Linked DNA regions of Homo sapiens: region 1 is linked to region 2. Evidence: read pairs that join two places in POLR2A ChIA-PET (ENCODE). Cell type or tissue: endothelial cell of umbilical vein. All regions are shown on one strand. Each heading gives the region's core, and the rest is flanking DNA. Links, peaks and the distances in the headings are about the cores only.

Evidence for each region. ChIA-PET counts read pairs that join two places held together with the same protein. Peaks named below come from ENCODE experiments on the same cell type or tissue, not always from the same donor. Only the 100,000 strongest peaks of a DNase experiment are listed, where the experiment ranks them.
Region 1: POLR2A ChIA-PET joins it to region 2 with 7 read pairs; 3 of 35 experiments call an interaction of 5 or more read pairs at or near these places.

The regions. Positions count from the first base shown.
Region 1 is chr20:25,481,329-25,489,274 of GRCh38, forward strand. It overlaps NINL (ninein like), which reads right to left. Exons shown (of 24, transcript NM_025176.6): 13 at 7,916-7,946; 14 at 640-772. Among named protein-coding and RNA genes, the nearest start is that of GINS1, 78 kb to the left of the region's middle. In endothelial cell of umbilical vein, for the core only: no CTCF peak of the experiment used is centred there; a DNase peak (open chromatin) is centred at 3,773; H3K27ac peaks cover 1,995 bases.
Region 2 is chr20:25,379,414-25,387,359 of GRCh38, forward strand. All of the region lies in intron 1 of ABHD12 (abhydrolase domain containing 12, lysophospholipase), which reads right to left. Among named protein-coding and RNA genes, the nearest start is that of ABHD12, 7.4 kb to the right of the region's middle. In endothelial cell of umbilical vein, for the core only: no CTCF peak of the experiment used is centred there; no DNase peak of the experiment used is centred there.

The DNA.
Region 1 (7,946 bases), core at 1,532-5,531, 100 kb after region 2:
ACCCCATCCTCCAAAGGGAGCACCACAGACCTCAAGGGCGGCTGCAGCACCTGGACCCCCATTCTCTCTGCAGAGGAGCCAGAGACACTTCGATGTGGGTTCCGGGGACCCTGGGTCCTTGGAGCTTGTCCTAATCCCATTGGCTGCGAGCACAGGGGCAGTTGGCCAGGTGGGGCCGCTCCCTTAGTGCTTGGTGCCTCCCTGCCTCAGTCAGACTTGGGGGGTGGTGCCAGCTACCACATCACCCAGAAGCAGCAAGGGTAAGCCCCGACAGCCTCTGTCTGAACAGGCCTGAGTACTGGGAGGCCCCAATGCATTCTCCGGGATTTAGCTCTTCTCAGTCTCAGCAAGTACCGTGTCACTGAAACAGCTCTGAGATGTGGGAACAGCCTGGGCCAGCCCTGGGGCTGCCCACCTTCAGCGTCCCTTCCTCCTCCCTCTGCAGGTGACCTTCCGTGTTGCAAGGTCACCCTGTGGCATCCCTGGATCCTCCTTGGAAAGTCCCTGCAGAGCAGACCACCTCCCTTCAGGTCACAGCAACATCATCATCTTCATCATCTCCACTCTCTTTTCCTGGCTCTGGGCCTTGTTGTCAACAGCAGGCCTTGGGTCAGCCCCCTCCCAGGGACGGGCTCCTACCTGCTGGGCCGAGTCCAGGGAGCTGCCGTCTGCGCCCATCCGGGCTCCATGAGGGGCTGTGCCGGTTCTTGGGCAGCCGCGCCCACAGGCCTTCCAGCTCAGCTTGCAGCTCATCGTTGCGGTCCTGCAGGTCCTGTGGGGACAGAGCCAGCCACCTCCTCTAGCAGCTGCAGCCATTCAGCCCAGCGAGCTGGCCGAGCTGGCCTCCAGGGGGGTCCCTTGCAGGTGAGGTGCACTGTGAGGTGAGGGCCTGTTGCTTCCCAGCTTCCAGCAGGAAACCATCTGGATTTTAAGTCGCTAACATCATGGTGAGATAAGCCAAAACAAAGGTCCTTTCTTGACTTTCTCACTTTTAAAAACTTTTATTTTTACTGTATTTTATTTATTTAGAGACAGAATCTTGCTCTCTTGCCCAGGCTGGAGTGCACTGGTGCAATCTCAGCTCACTTCAGCCTCCTTCTCCCAGGTTCAAGTGATTCTCCTGCCTCTGCCTCCCAAGTAGCTGGGATTACAGGTGTGCGCCACTACGCCTGGTTAATTAATTTATTTATTTTTCTATTTTTAGTAGAGATGGGGTTTCACCATGTTGGCCAGGCTGGTCTCGAACTCCTGGCCTCAAGTGATATACCCATCTCAGCCTCCCAAAGTGCTGGGGTTACAGGCGTGAGCCACCATGCCTGGCCCTTACATCACTTTCTATCACTGTTATATGGGAGGGGCTCAAAGAAAAAAGTGAGGCAGCTCCTGGGGAGAAATGTAGAAAATGCAGAGTATGGCCGGGCATGGTGGCTCACGCCTGTAATCCCAACATTCTGGGAGGCCCAGATGAGCAGATCACCTGAGGTCAGGAGTTTGAGACCAGCCTGGTCAACATGGTGAAACTCCATCTCTACTAAAAATACAAAAATTAGCCGGGCATGGTGGCATGCGCCTGTAATCTCAGCTACTTGGGAGGCTGAGGCAGGAGAGTCGCTTGAACCCAGGAGGCAGAGATTGCAGTGAGCCAAGATCATGCCATTCATTGCACTCCAGCCTGAGCAAAAAGAGCAAACTCCATCTCAAGAAAAAAATAAATAAAGAAAAGAGGCCAGGTGTGGTGGCTCATGCCTGTAATCCCAGCACTTTGGGAGGCTGAGGTGGGCAGATCACGAGGTCAAGAGATCGAGACCATCCTGGCCAACATGGCGAAACCCCGGTCTCTACTAAAAATACAAAAACTAGCCAGGCGTGGTGGTGGGCACCTGTAATCCCAGCTACTCAGGAGGCTGAGGCAGGAGAATCGCTTGAACCCAGGAGGCAGAGGTTGCAGTGAGCCGAGATTGTGCCACTCCACTCCAGCCTGGTGACAGAACAAGACTCTGTCTCAACAAAAAAAAAAAAAGAAAAGAAAAGAAAAGAAAATGCAGAATACTGTCACCACCAGAAACTACAGTCTTTGTTGGAACTGCAGTGGTGCTGCAATGTGCATGTCAGGCAGTGCCCTGGGTAAGGATAGGATTCCTTCCTCAGCGGCCACTGAATTTGCAAAGGGTTCTGCAGCTTTAACTACCAAAGAGGAAACCATTTGCTTCAGATCATATGCTGCAAAGCAGAGAACATGTCAGAAAGAAAGGATGATGTTGGTAAGGAGACACTGGAGCAGGTGGAGGCCGCGTGGGCGGCGGGAAGGCTAGGACACCATGGCAGGGTGGGTGGAAGCTTCAGGGGAGGCATCTGCATTTGTGGCCAGCTTAATTGTGCTCCCACTTTAATGAACTACGTCCTAACCAGTATGCTCAGTCACTTGCTCTTTAAAGGGACAGGAAGGGCAGAGTTTCTAGCCCACTTTCTTAGACACCTCCCAGGGTCCTGCAGACCTTCAGGAAGCAGACATAAACCAGGCTGTGCATGCTTCCCCATTCACACGTGGCTGGGGCCTCGGTCCCCAGCCCTGCAGCCTGAGTGGGACTTGTGACTGCTTCGACCTAGGAGACAGCAGAAGTGATGCCACGGGACTTCCAGGAACACGACATCCACCCACTTCTGCTGGGACATTTGCTCTGGGGCAGCTGCCGCCACCATGCTGTGATGAAGCCCAAAGTAGCCCTGCAGAGGCCACGTGGAGAGGCCCAGATGGAGAAGGGAGGCCCCAGCCCACACGGCACATCATGCAATATACCCAGGTAACAAACCTGCACAGGTACCCCCAAATCTAAAATAAAAGTTGAAAGAAAAAAAGTTTTTAAAAACACCAATATCCTTGTTACAAAATACAAAGAAACCCCAAAAGTGAGTTTGCAGAGATCAGGTGACATACAGTGGGGAGGGCTCAGGGTGATCCTTCTGGAATCTGGAGACCGACCAGAAAGATGCCCTCAGTCAAGACACAGCGACCCCTAGGAGCGAGCAGCATGCCAGGCACCCAGATCCTGTCTCTAAAACCATTCCCTCAGGAAAGGAACCAAGACTCCTTGGAGAAATGGCAGATTGTGGGCAGGTGCTGGGGCATCTCATTATGCCAGCAAGTGTGGAAACATTTGACAAAACAAGGCAGCAGCCAACACTGCGGGGCATGCCGCGGCACAGCAAGCAGCCGAGGACTCTCACTTGCCAAATCTTGCACAATTTGGGCACGAAAATAATTAAAAACCATAGGGAGGAAATGGGAATTCATGAGTCCATACCAGTGATTGGTACATGTATGGCTAGATCTGGACGGACAGGATTTCTCTAGCTTGAGTAGAATGCCAATGGCATGGACAGATGTGGAGGGGCTGCTAAGCAGGAAAATCATTTTGCAACCATCATAGTAAAGACTGAATCAGGCAAGAATCACCAGTGATGCTAAATCCAGGGAAGATTCTGATGAAGGCAGTATATTTGCATGGTCTTAAAGTGTCTTTCCACTGACTGTGTAATATTAATAGTTGCAGGGGAGAAAAAATGGTGATTACCGAGCAGAGAAACCAGGCGACACCTCGGTTGGGAGATCAGAAGCAACACCAGCGAGCGGGGCACAACATCACCCATGTGCTGTGCCAGCTGAGGATGCACAGCCTCAGTGCTGTGAACAGGAAACATCAGAAACACACAAAACGGGAACGTTGCTATGAAAAAGCGAGGAGGACAACATTCCTCAAAAATATCAATGTCATAAAGACAAAGAAAGGAAATGAGTCAGAATAAAGGATATTAAAGAAACAATCTGGCCCTGGGTAGATGCACTGAGGGAAGCAGAACTCGGCCAGCAGGTAACATGTTGCTTCGATGGCAGTTCATCAAGCATGCCTCAGTCATGAGAAAATATTCTCATTCAGTCAGGTGCTGGGAAACTTACTCTCCAGGAAATAAAAGCCCTCGCTTGTGGCTTTTACAAATTTCTGTGGTTTAAAGCCTGTATCAATTTGAAGCCTATCAAAGGCTTAATAAGCAATCTGCAAATCCTTGAACTCTGCATGATCACCTGCAGGAGCAGGAAGCTGCACAGCACTGCCAGCAGAACGGGAGGAAGTGTTTCTTAGGAAGTGCACACAAGCACTGGGCCGTGAAGGGTCAGGATGTGCATATATGACCCTCGGATGCTAAATCATGTTGTTTAGCATCTTTATGGGTACTTATACACCTTTTTCTTATTAGGTTATGTATTCATATTTGGAGAGAGTTTTTATATATTCTGGATCCAAGTCTTTTATCAGATAAATACATAATCACAAACATTTACTCCCATTTGTGTCTTTTGATCAGTGGGTCTTAATTTTTATTAAATCAAATGTTATTATTGTAAAAATCTATTATGAACTAGGCTTTAGAAGGTATAGTAAATAAAACTTGGATGTCATGAAGATCACAGAATTTTCTCCTTTTCTCAGTGGATTCTACAGTGTTCTGTCCAGGGCCAGGTGCTGCCTTCAGTTGTCCTGTTCCTTTAACATCCTTGACTCTGAAACATTCCCACAGTCTTTCTTTGTCTTTTATGACATTGATAATTTTGAAGAACACTGTTGTTCCTGCCCATTTTTCATAGAAATGGTCTCATGTTGTGGTTTGCTGATGTTTCCTTTGGATTGAGGCTGTGGTTCAGAAATAACAATGTCTACACGTTCACATCCACACCAACACAGCCAGTGAGCAGGTATGCTAAGGCAGAGGCAACAGGGTGAAATGTGAACAGTTGCATGTGGGTAAAGGGTACACAGACACGTGCTCTGTGCACTAGTTTTGTTTGTAACTATGAAAGTTTGAAATTGTTTTCATATAAAAAGTTTTTAAATATTCTAAATGTTAGCTTGAAACAGACAAAAAAATCCAAAAAAAGGAAAGGGGAAATATCTGAATAAATAGGTTAGCATTTAAATATAAAATATCTCTGCTGTTTCAAAAAATAAAATTGAAAGAACCCCAGATGAAAAGAATAGCATGTCTTTAAGTAACAGAATCATGTTAAAGAAAGAAGGGTTTTAAATTTGAAAAATCCAGGGCACTAAAGGAATCTATTAATGGAAGGTTATCTCTAGGTTCTGAGTCTGCTCCAGCAGCTACCAGAGGAGGAAGCCAGCAGCCCACATGCAGCTGCAGTCCTAGCAGCACACCATCTGGACCCCATCCGCATGGCAGGCCCCACCCACCCCACACACACCAGTCGAGGCAGAAGGAAGGCGACACCGCTCATCACACATAGGATTTCAAAAGGAGAATGAGACGTGCAGGGAACAACGGCAGGGTGCCCAGATGGAGGCAAACCACAGACAGGAAGGGGTAATCACAGCCACTGAGAACACAAGCTTGGGCTCACCTCGATCCTCTGGGGTTGCAAAGCAACGTGCGGCAGGGACAAAGTCAGGGTCACTTTACATGGGAGGGAAATCATTCAGAGTGAATCGAGAATAGACCCTTAAAATCGAACAACAATGCTTTATCTGGTTCTCTGGCTATAGGGCAGCCCATGAATTACCAGCTTAACAGACACATATTTTCCCTATAATACCTGCTCAAATTTCAAATCCTGTGAAATTACTTCACATCGATTGCTCACTTAACAATGACCATCACAGTATCCCCAGAAACAATCACAGATTTTCAGCACAGGGTGATGTGGCCTTAAGATTCACACACGGAAAGAATGAGCTGTAACTAAAACCAGTTGTGCTGTGGCATCACCACCCAAGGTAACTAAAGATTATCCACCGGGTAAAATTAAGTCAGTTTCAGATCATCACCCGTTCATATAGCTATAAACTATGGTTGCCCAACTTGAAAATTTTTATTAAAATTATTATTAAAGCTAACTTGCAGGAGAAATGAATGAGTGAACAGTAAGCAAGCTCTACTGATATCTTTAGGTTTTTTTCTCATTTTTGCTGGGTGGGGGGATTATACAGGGTCTTAAATGGCTGTTATTTGTGGATGCATATGACTTATCTGTTCACCTGGCAATGCTGCCTGGAAAGAATTCCATGCCTAAAATCATCCACTTCCATGTTATTTTCAAGCCTATACAGGGTTCTGTTAGAATAACAGTCATAACATGCCCAGCCGTTCCTGATGCTGACAGCTTGGCTGGGTTCAGTGTCTATTGTTACAACTTGTTTGGACCTAACCCTCTGTATGCCAGGATGTAAGAGGGGCAGGTGGGTCAAGGACTGGGGTTTTTGATGGTGAAAAAAATGTTTCTGTACAAGTTTTACATAAATTAACTTTTGGTAAATTAAAACCTAACCAGGAGCTGCCTATGAAAGAACCATGTGGTGAACGACCTTAGAGATAAAGTAACTTTTCTGTATTGTTAATAATCGACCCAACTCAACTCTAGTTTGTTTTCTTCTACACAGAATTTTCTTCCGCACAGAATTTCTTCTGCGGGCCAGAGCAGGGTGGGGTGAGACCATGGGGAGCTGGCTGGGCCAGCCATCAGCTCGTCTGCAAGGCGGCCTTCAAGGCACTGGAACCAGGCTTTCCTCACAGAACCACTCTTGCAGATCTAGAGAAACACCCGAGCTTTAAAACATTCCACGGTCTCTGCGTGCTCAGGTGAGCAGGGAGGGGAAGAAATGGAGGCTTTGCAATGCCCCAGAACCTGGCAGCTTGCATTTAAAATGTGCCAAGGAGGGTGGTGGTCCAACCGCAGGCTCTGAACCTGAACAATCAATCACTCTGTGTCATACAGCACCAGAAACACAGGCTGTGAGGGTGGGCATCCAGGCCTCCCAGCAGCCCACATGTGGCCCAGCGGGGCAGGTGAATGTGTGGCACGCCGAGGTGTGAAGTGACTTCCTTGCGCTCATTCTCTTTTTTTGGGGAGGGATGGAGTCTCGCTCTGTGGCCCAGGCTGGAGTACAGTGGTGCGATCTCGGCTCACTGCAACCTCCGCCGCTTGGGTTCAAGTGATTCTCCTGCCTCAGCTTCCTGAGTAGCTGGGACTACAGGCGTGCAGCACCACACCCAGCTGATTTTTGTATTTTTAGTAGAGATGGGGTTTCACCATCTTGGCCAGGCTGGTCTTGAACTCCTGACCGCATGATCCACCCGCCTCGGCCTCCCAAAGTGCTGGGATTACAGGTGTGAGCCACCGCACCCGGCCTCCTTCACTCATTCTCTTTCGGGGCACGTGGCAGTTCCAGATGCTCTGTGTCATGTGATATCATGATGGACTGACGCAGCAGCAGGTTTGAGCATCCCGTCCTCTGTTTGGCCAGCCAGTGAGGAGGCTGGCGAGAATGCAACACCACGGCACATTCCTGGCTAGTTTTTATTTCTTTTGGAAAACAGCTATGTTCCCCAAAATAGGCTATTTATGTTAACCTGTTATTACATTATTATTCTTAAATAAATTAATAAATTTAAAAAATTTCCACTTTAATTTTTACCATGGTAAATATTAAATTTAATCCATATAACCTACATCAACAAAAGCTCTTTGGGGTCCTTGAGAACATTAAGCGTGTACGGGGGTCCTCCTGGGTTTAAGTTTCATTCACTGCGTCCACTGCGCCCTGCACTCCTATGTCTCCAACTGACAGACGGACACGCATGGCAGGTTTGGCCCAGGAAAGCTAAACATGAACAACAGAAGACAACAATGCCCTGCATGGTCCCTGGACACACAGAGGCGGCCTTCAGGATAGGTGGCAACGAGAGCCAGGGAACCCTAAGTCTAGGAGTGTGGCAAGGCCATGGTCAAGCATGGCCGCAAGCAGAGGCTCTCCCTGGAGCAGACACTCCTGCGTTACTGTGGACCACCTGCGTGTGGAGACCCAGAGCCTGGACATGAGACTAAAAGGCAGACAGAGCAGGCACGTACCCGGCACTTGAGCTCGTATTCCTTCAGGACT
Region 2 (7,946 bases), core at 3,622-7,621:
GCACTCAGAAGAGAACTGGCAGATTCCTTCACCCACAAATAGATCAACTTACCCATGTCTTTCCCCACAGCCTTGGCCTTCCTTCCTATCTGAGGGGAACTCCTCTGCTCAGCCTCAGAACACTGGGTCCCATCCCTTCTCACAGGCCCAGAGACATCACTGCACCTACTCTGTCCCATGCCGTCCATCTTCTCCTCTCCCCTGGATTATTCCCATGCACACTCCAGACTGCTCTAATATTGCACAATTATGATATCATAATTATCAATATAATAGGCTGCTTGAAGTTATCCTATAGCATAGTGATGCTTTTATTTATTTATATATTTTTTTGAGACAGGGTGTCACTCTGTTGCCCAGACCAGAGTGCAGTGGCTTGATCATGGCTCACACAGTCTTGACCTCCCGGGCTCAAGCAATCATGCACGCCATGCCTGGCTAATTCTTTTTTTTTTTGGTCTAGATGAGGTCTCCCTTCATTGCCCAGGCTGGTCTCAGATTCCTGGGCTCAAGTGATCCTCCTTCTTTATCCTCCCAAAGTGCTAGGATTACAGGTATGCTGGGATTACAGGCATGGCAGGAGTACAGGTGTGTGCCACCGCACCTGGCCTTGTAACGATGCTTTTGAAAATTTGTTTGGTTCTCTTTTCCCCAGGTTTCACATTGAATAGTTGAGCCCTTTCTTTAGCAGTGTTTAATCTGCCCTTCAGTGTAATTCCCTTCAGTGTAACCTTTATCTCACACATTGTGGTTTTCATCTTTAGAAATTCCATTTCAGTAATTTTCAGGTTTTCCATAACTCCACTTAACTTCTGGAACACATGGAATACAATTACCATTGAGTGGTTTCTTTTGTTGTTTTTTTGAGATGGAGTTTCGCTCTTGTTGCCCAGGCTGGAATGCAATGGCGCGATTTTGGCTAATATATCACATAACTATCATAATATCATAATTATCAATATAGTGGGCTGCCTGAAGTTGTCCTATGGCATAGTGATGCTTTTATTATTTATTTATTTTTTGATATCTAATATCACTGCTAAGAAAACTCACCCCCTCCAGCCATCCCTCCCTGTCTTTCCCCCTTTACTGCACAGCTCCCTGGAAAAGCTACCTGCATTTCCTCTCTCCACTTCTTCCTTGAGCCCTCACCATTAGGCTTTTGCTCCCACCACTGCAGTAAGCCACTCCTGTCAATACTGATCTCGTGTCACCAAATCCAATTGCAGATCAGGCTTTCTTCTGCAACAGGCCTTCTTTAGGTGGCTGCCTTGACACCTTTTCCCAGCAATCCTTCTAACTCATTGCCCAGGTCCTGACTCCTCTGTCCTGACTTGTCTGCTGGGAGAGTCTGCTGCAAGGGTCTAGGTACCACCTGTCACAGCCATGGTCAGGTACAGGCCCTAACCTCCCCCTTGAACTCTATCCCCTATCCACCTGGATGTTTAACAGGCACCTCAATATGTCCAAAACCAAACATTACTTCTCCTGCCCCAAAGCACTTGCTCTTTCCACATCTGTCCCCATCTCAGTATCTGGCAACTCCATTCTTCCTGTTGCTCAGAAAGTAGTTTGTGAATCCAGAATCACATGCCTCTTCTTATCTCCACAGCTGCTGTCCCGGCCTGAGCCCCTGTCATCTCTTGCCTGGATGACCCTGGCAGCCCCTAGCCGGTCTCCCTGCTTGCCCACCGCAGTCTGTGCTTGTCACACAGTCAGAGTGACATGATGACACACACCATGCCATTTCTCTAGCAGCCAGTGGCATCCATTCACATGTCTCCTTGTCAGAAACATCCCCTGTACACCCAGACTGTGCACACACAGCCACAGGGCCTCATCTGCGGCTATTCCCTCACTGGCACCATTTTCCTCCTTAGTGCCCTAAGCACATGACATCATGTGTTTCTTCATGTTTTATCTGCCTCCCCTACCAGAATGTAAAGGCCAGGAGAACTGCAACGGCCTCAGCATTCACAGGTGTTACTGGGCGTAACAGGTACTCAAACTGTTAAATGAGTGGCTGGAAAAAAGTGTTAAATAAGCAAATAGTATTGCTACAAATGCTCTAATACCAACAGACACATTAACTGATCAGGATGGACCCTATATGCACGACTGGCTGAGAAGCCAGACTCTTAATTGTTTGGGGCAGAAAAGGGTAGAAGAAAATCCTTCTAGACATGAGCTAACAGATCTTTCTCAGTACCCTCTTTTTTTTTTTTTTTCCTTGTTTTGTTTTTGAGACAAAGTCTCGCTCTGTCACCCAAGCTGGAGTGCAGTGGTGCAATCTCGGCTCACTGCAGCCTCCACCTCCTGGGTTCAAGCGATTCTCCTGCCTCAGCCTCCCAGGATTACAGGAGATAATCCCTCACCTGGGATTACAGGTGCTCACAACCTCACCTGGCTAATTTTTGTCTTTTTAGTAGAGATGGTGTTTCACCACGTTGGCCAGGCTGGTCCTGAACTCCTGAACTCAAGTGATCTGCCTGCCTCGGCCTCCCAAAGTGCTGGGATTACAGGCATGAGCCACCACACTGGCCAGTACCCTGAGCTCTTAATATTATAATCATCATGGGGCTAGTCATCTAGAAGATGTCACTGACCAAGCACTCACCATGTGCCAGGAACATTCCACACACCTGGGCCTCACCACAATCCTACAGGGAAGACACTCTTATCCCTACATCACAGATGAAGAAACAAACTCAGAGTGTTACACAACTCACCCAAGCCAGAGAATCTGAAAACTCACCTGAGACCTGGGTCTCTATGAAGGCTATCCTCTGAAGCAGTAAATCACAATACAAAGGGGCTGAGGCCTAAATGAGAAGTCTTGCTGGTAATGGGACAGTTTGGTTCCGGCATCCTGGCTCTTGGCCCCTGTTCACTGACTGACACTCTAGACGCTGGCTCTCGGTGTGGCACGAGATAGATGGCTTACCCACTCTCATGCTGAAAGGGCCCCTGCCAAAGCACAAGCACACTGAGACCAAAGTCCTGTGGCGTCATCTCTGGGTGAAGAGCATTGACTTCATCTGTCAGCTTTTGAGGTTATATTTCAATAAACATTTTCCCTGCAGATTTCACTCTGGAAGGACAAGTGTTCTAATGGAAGAGGAGAGAAAGGAGGGGAACGAAGAGGAGGAGAAGTTGCAGCAGCGGGAGTCTGAAATGAGGTCCTGTCTCCATCGCTGTTAGCACAAACCTGACAAGATGACCCATCTTCCATGCCTCTCTCCAAGGCTTCCTCCATGAAAGTGCCTCAGGTGCTTTCAGCCTGCCCAAAGATACCCCTCACAGTTCAGGCCTGTCTGCCAAAGTCACCATAGAAGGCGGACACTCCCTTGGGAAGGGTCACTGTGGCTGAAAGGAACTAGGAACCAAGCAGAGATACAGGATGCAGAGTCCTAATAAAGCAGAAGGCAGTGGCAAAGCACCAAGTCCCAGTGTGGCCAGTCCCTGGCTGGAGTGCAGCATTGATAAGGTACACTGAGTTAGGAAGAGGAAAACCAGTACCAGTTGAGGGGGGGGGCCAGCTATGGCGCCATAAACAAAGCCAGCCCCATGCCTTGTCACAGTCCTGGCCCAGACTGTACTGAGGGTGGAGCAAAAGGAAAAAGGAGATGGATGAAGCAGACTTTAACCACAAAAGCTAGCTCAGAACTCGCTCCCATCTTCCTAATCTGTAAAGAAAAGATGAAGAGATACCATACAGGGACACTTAGAGGGTGAGGTTGATACTGAACCTCGGGAAGGCTGACACTGAAGAAGACAGATGTTAACCTCAGCCACCCACTCTTCTGGGTTAGGGGGAAGCCATTAGCAACCTTGGATAAAGTATCTTCTTTGGGTAAAGGAAGAAATAGGTGTGATGACTATGTTCTTTGGCATTTACGTATGAGGGTGATCTGGCTATGAAACCTCCCATGCAGCCCACTGATCTCTGTCAATCCAGCAGATCTGGCCTGTCGGTTGGGAGTTGGAGGATAAAGACTAGGTAACACACAGACCGTGTACATCTCATGACTGCCTTCTCAGGGTCCAAATTAGACCAGTCATGCCTTCAATGCACATTCCCAACAATTCCAGGGCTAATGAAAGGCCCACAAAATCCCTCATTTGGGCTGGGCGCGGTGGCTCACGCCTGTAATCCCAGCACTTTGGGAAGCCGAGGCAGGCGGATCACAAGGTCAGGAGTTCAAGACCAGCCTGGCCAATATGGTGAAACCCCGTCTCTACTAAAAATATAAAAATTAAGGCCGGGCACAGTGGCTCACCCCTGTAATCCCAGTACTTTGGGAGGCCAAGGTGGGCGGATCATGAGGTCAGGAGTTCAAGATCAGCCTGACCAACATGGTGAAACCTCGTCCCTACTAAAAATACAAAAAATTAGCCAGGTATGGTGGCGTGCACCTGTAATCCCAGCTACTCGGGAGGTTGAGGCGGGAGAATCACTTGAACCTGGCACACGGAGGTTGCAGTGAGCCGAGATCACGCCACTGCCCTCCAGCCTGGGCAACAGAGGGAGACTCTTTCTCAAAAAAAAAAAAAAAAAAAAGAAAAAAAAGAAAAAAAATTAGCCGGGCATGGTGGCGGGCGCCCATAGTCCCAGCTACTCAGGAGGCTGAGGCAGGAGAATCGCTTGAATCTGGGAGGCAGAGGTTGCAGTGAGCCGAGATCACGCCACTGCACTCCAGCCTGGGTGACAGAGTGAGACTCTGTCTCAAAAAAAAAAAAAAGAAAAAAAAAAATCACTCATTTGCCCAGTACCTCCTCACACCAGATACCATGCAAAGCAAAACTGATCTAGTTCCTCGTCTCAAGGAGTACAGAGTTGACCTATGAATGAGATAAATATTTACCTTTAAAAATTATCTTTTGGCCCAGAATTTAAAAACAAAAAAAACTGGTTTGGGGTTTTTTTTTTAACCTCCAAAATTGTTCTCATCTGAGTTACTTACCAATGTTAAAAAAGTTGGCAATACTACACACACACACACAAGCACACACACTAAGACAAAAAAAAAACTATATAAACAAACAAAAGGCCGGGTGCACTGGCTCATGCCTGTAATCCCAGCACTTTGGGAGGCTTAGGCGGGTGGATCACTTGAGCTCAGGAGTTCAAGTCCAGCCTGGGCAACATGGCAAAACTCTGTCTCTACAAAAAATACAAAAATTAGCTAGGCATGGTGGTGGGTGCCTGTAGTCCCAGCTACTTGTAAGGCTGAGGTGCGAAGACCATTTGACCCTGAGAGGCAGAGGCTGCAGTGAGCCATGACTGCACTGCAGCACTCCAGTCCGGGTGTAGAGCCAAACCCGATCTCAAACACAAAACAAAACAAACTAAAAAAAACACCAGCTAGTCTTTTCCAGAAAGACTGGACAATCTGGCCACTCTGGGACCACATTCCTGCCAGGCAGCAACAGGACAGGGTGTGGTAGCTGCTGTCCCCTTCAGAAAGAACCTGTTCTCTCCACTTCTCAGCATCCCCCAGAACTAAAAAGAGATATTTTCTTTGATGGAGCACAAAACATGTGTGTGTGTGTATGTGTGTGTGTATATATATTTCCCCACTTCAGTGTATGTATGGATATTAGATATATTACTGACTAGCCTAAATCAGGAGGAAAAAGCAGGCCAGGCGCGGTGGCTCACGCCTGTAATCCCAACACTTTGGGAGGCCAAGGCGGGTGGAACATCTGAGGTTGGGAGTTTGAGACCAGCCTGACCAACATGGAGAAACCCTGTCTCTACTAAAAATACAAAATTAGCTGGGTGTGGTGGCACATACCTGTAATCCCAGCTACTCGGGAGGCGGAGGCAGGAAAATCGCTTGAAACTGGGAGGCGGAGGTTGCAATGAGCCAAGATCATGCCATTGCACTCCAACCTGGACAACAAGAGTGAGACTCAAAAAAAAAAAAAAAAAAAAAAAAGAGGAAAACGGAGGAAAAACCCTAATTACAAAAAACAGGGAAGAAAACTAGGGAAATGGCCATAGCTACAGAGGAGAAAAGGTGAATTAAATTGGTAATTTTATAAGAATACATAAACCACCAAAACTGAAACCAGGACATAGCAAATTCTAAACAGACGTAGAAGACACTGTAGTAGTTACCGAAGTGCTATATTCTGAAACAGCACTGGCTAGGGTGGTGGCTCATGCCTATAATCCCAATACTTTGGGGGACAGAGGTGGAAGGACTGCTTGAGAGAGAAGTTCAAGACCAGCCTAGGCAACGTGGCAAGACCTGCCTGTACCAAAAAATTTAAATAAATAAATAAATAAATAAATAGAAAGGCACCAGGCTTAGACAGTTTTACAAGAGAATTTCTACCAAATTTTAAACAAATAATTTAAAAAATTCTTAAGCTGGCTAAAAGTTTAGAATAAAATGGCCGGGTGCGGTGGCTGACACCTGTAATCCCAGCACTTTCGGAGTCCAAGGCAGGCGGATCACGAGGTCAGGAGATTGAGACCATCCTGGCTAACACGGTGAAACCCCGTCTCTACTAAAAAAAATACAAAAAATTAGCCAGGTGTGTTGGTGGGCACCTGTAGTCCCAGCTACTTGGGAGGCTGAGGCAGGAGAATGGCGTGAACCCGGGAGGCAAAGCTTGCAGTGAGCCAAGATCGCGCCACTGCACTCCAGCCTGGGTGATGCAGCGAGACTCCGTCTCAAAAAAATAATAATAATAATAATAAAAATAAAAGTTTAGAATAAAATGTTATGTAAGAAACTTTTTACAAAGCTATAGAAAACACTAAAACAACTTGATAAAGGTTGCATAAGAGAAAATTACAGACTATTCTCACAAATGATGTAAAATTTCTTTTTCTTTCTTTTTTTTTTTTTGAGATGGAGTCTTGCTCTGTCGCCCAGGCTGGAGTGCAGTGGTGCAATCTGGGCTCGCTGCAAGCTCCACCTCCCGGATTCATGCCATTCTCCTACCTCAGCCTCCTGAGTAGCTGGGACTACAGGCGCCCGCCACCACGCCTGGCTAATTTTTTTTGTATTTTTTAGTAGAGACGGGGTTTCACCCGTCAGCCAGGATGGTCTCGATCTCCTGACCTCGTGATCAGCCTGCCTCGGCCTCCCAAAGTGCTGGGATTACAGGCGTGAGCCACCGAGCCCGGCCTCATGATGTAAAATTTCAAAATAAAATATTAATAAATAGGCCAGGTGCGGTGGCTCACGCCTTATAATCCCAGCATTTTGGGAGGCTGAGGCAGGCAGATTATCTGAGGTCAGTAGGTCGAGTCCAGCCTGGTCAACATGGCAAAATCCCGTCTCCATTAAAAATACAAAAATTAGCCGGGCATGGTGGCAGGTGCCTGTAATCCCAGCTACCCGGGAGGCTGAGGCCAGAGAATTGCTTGAACCTGGGAGGCAGAAGTTGCAGTGACCCGAGATCGTGCCACTGCACTCCAGCCTGGGCAACAGAGTGAAACCCCGCCTCAAAAAATAAAAATAAAAAATAAATGAATAAATAGAATCTGGCTATACAATAAGAGAGTTTATCCCAGGAATACAATGATGATTCAATAATATAAATCCATTACTATAACTCATTATGTTAACAGATAAAAGAAGAAAATCTCTATGATCATTCCACAGATGTACACTGGCATTTGAGAAAACTCAATCACCATTTTTTATTTTAAAAACATCAGTGAGGGAGCAGGAACAAAAACAAAAAGCTCCCCACAACATTAGCAACACACCCCAGCATGGCACTTAAATGGCAAAAACACTAACAGCATTCTCATTAAAGTCAGGAATGAAACAAGTTACTCAGTGTCATCCCTATTATTTAACTTTGTTCTAGAAATACAATGCAATCAGAAAAGAAAAAGAGGTCAGACATGGTGGCTCACACCTGTAATCCCAACACTTTGGGAGGCCGTGACAGGGAGATCACTTGAAGTCACGAGTTGG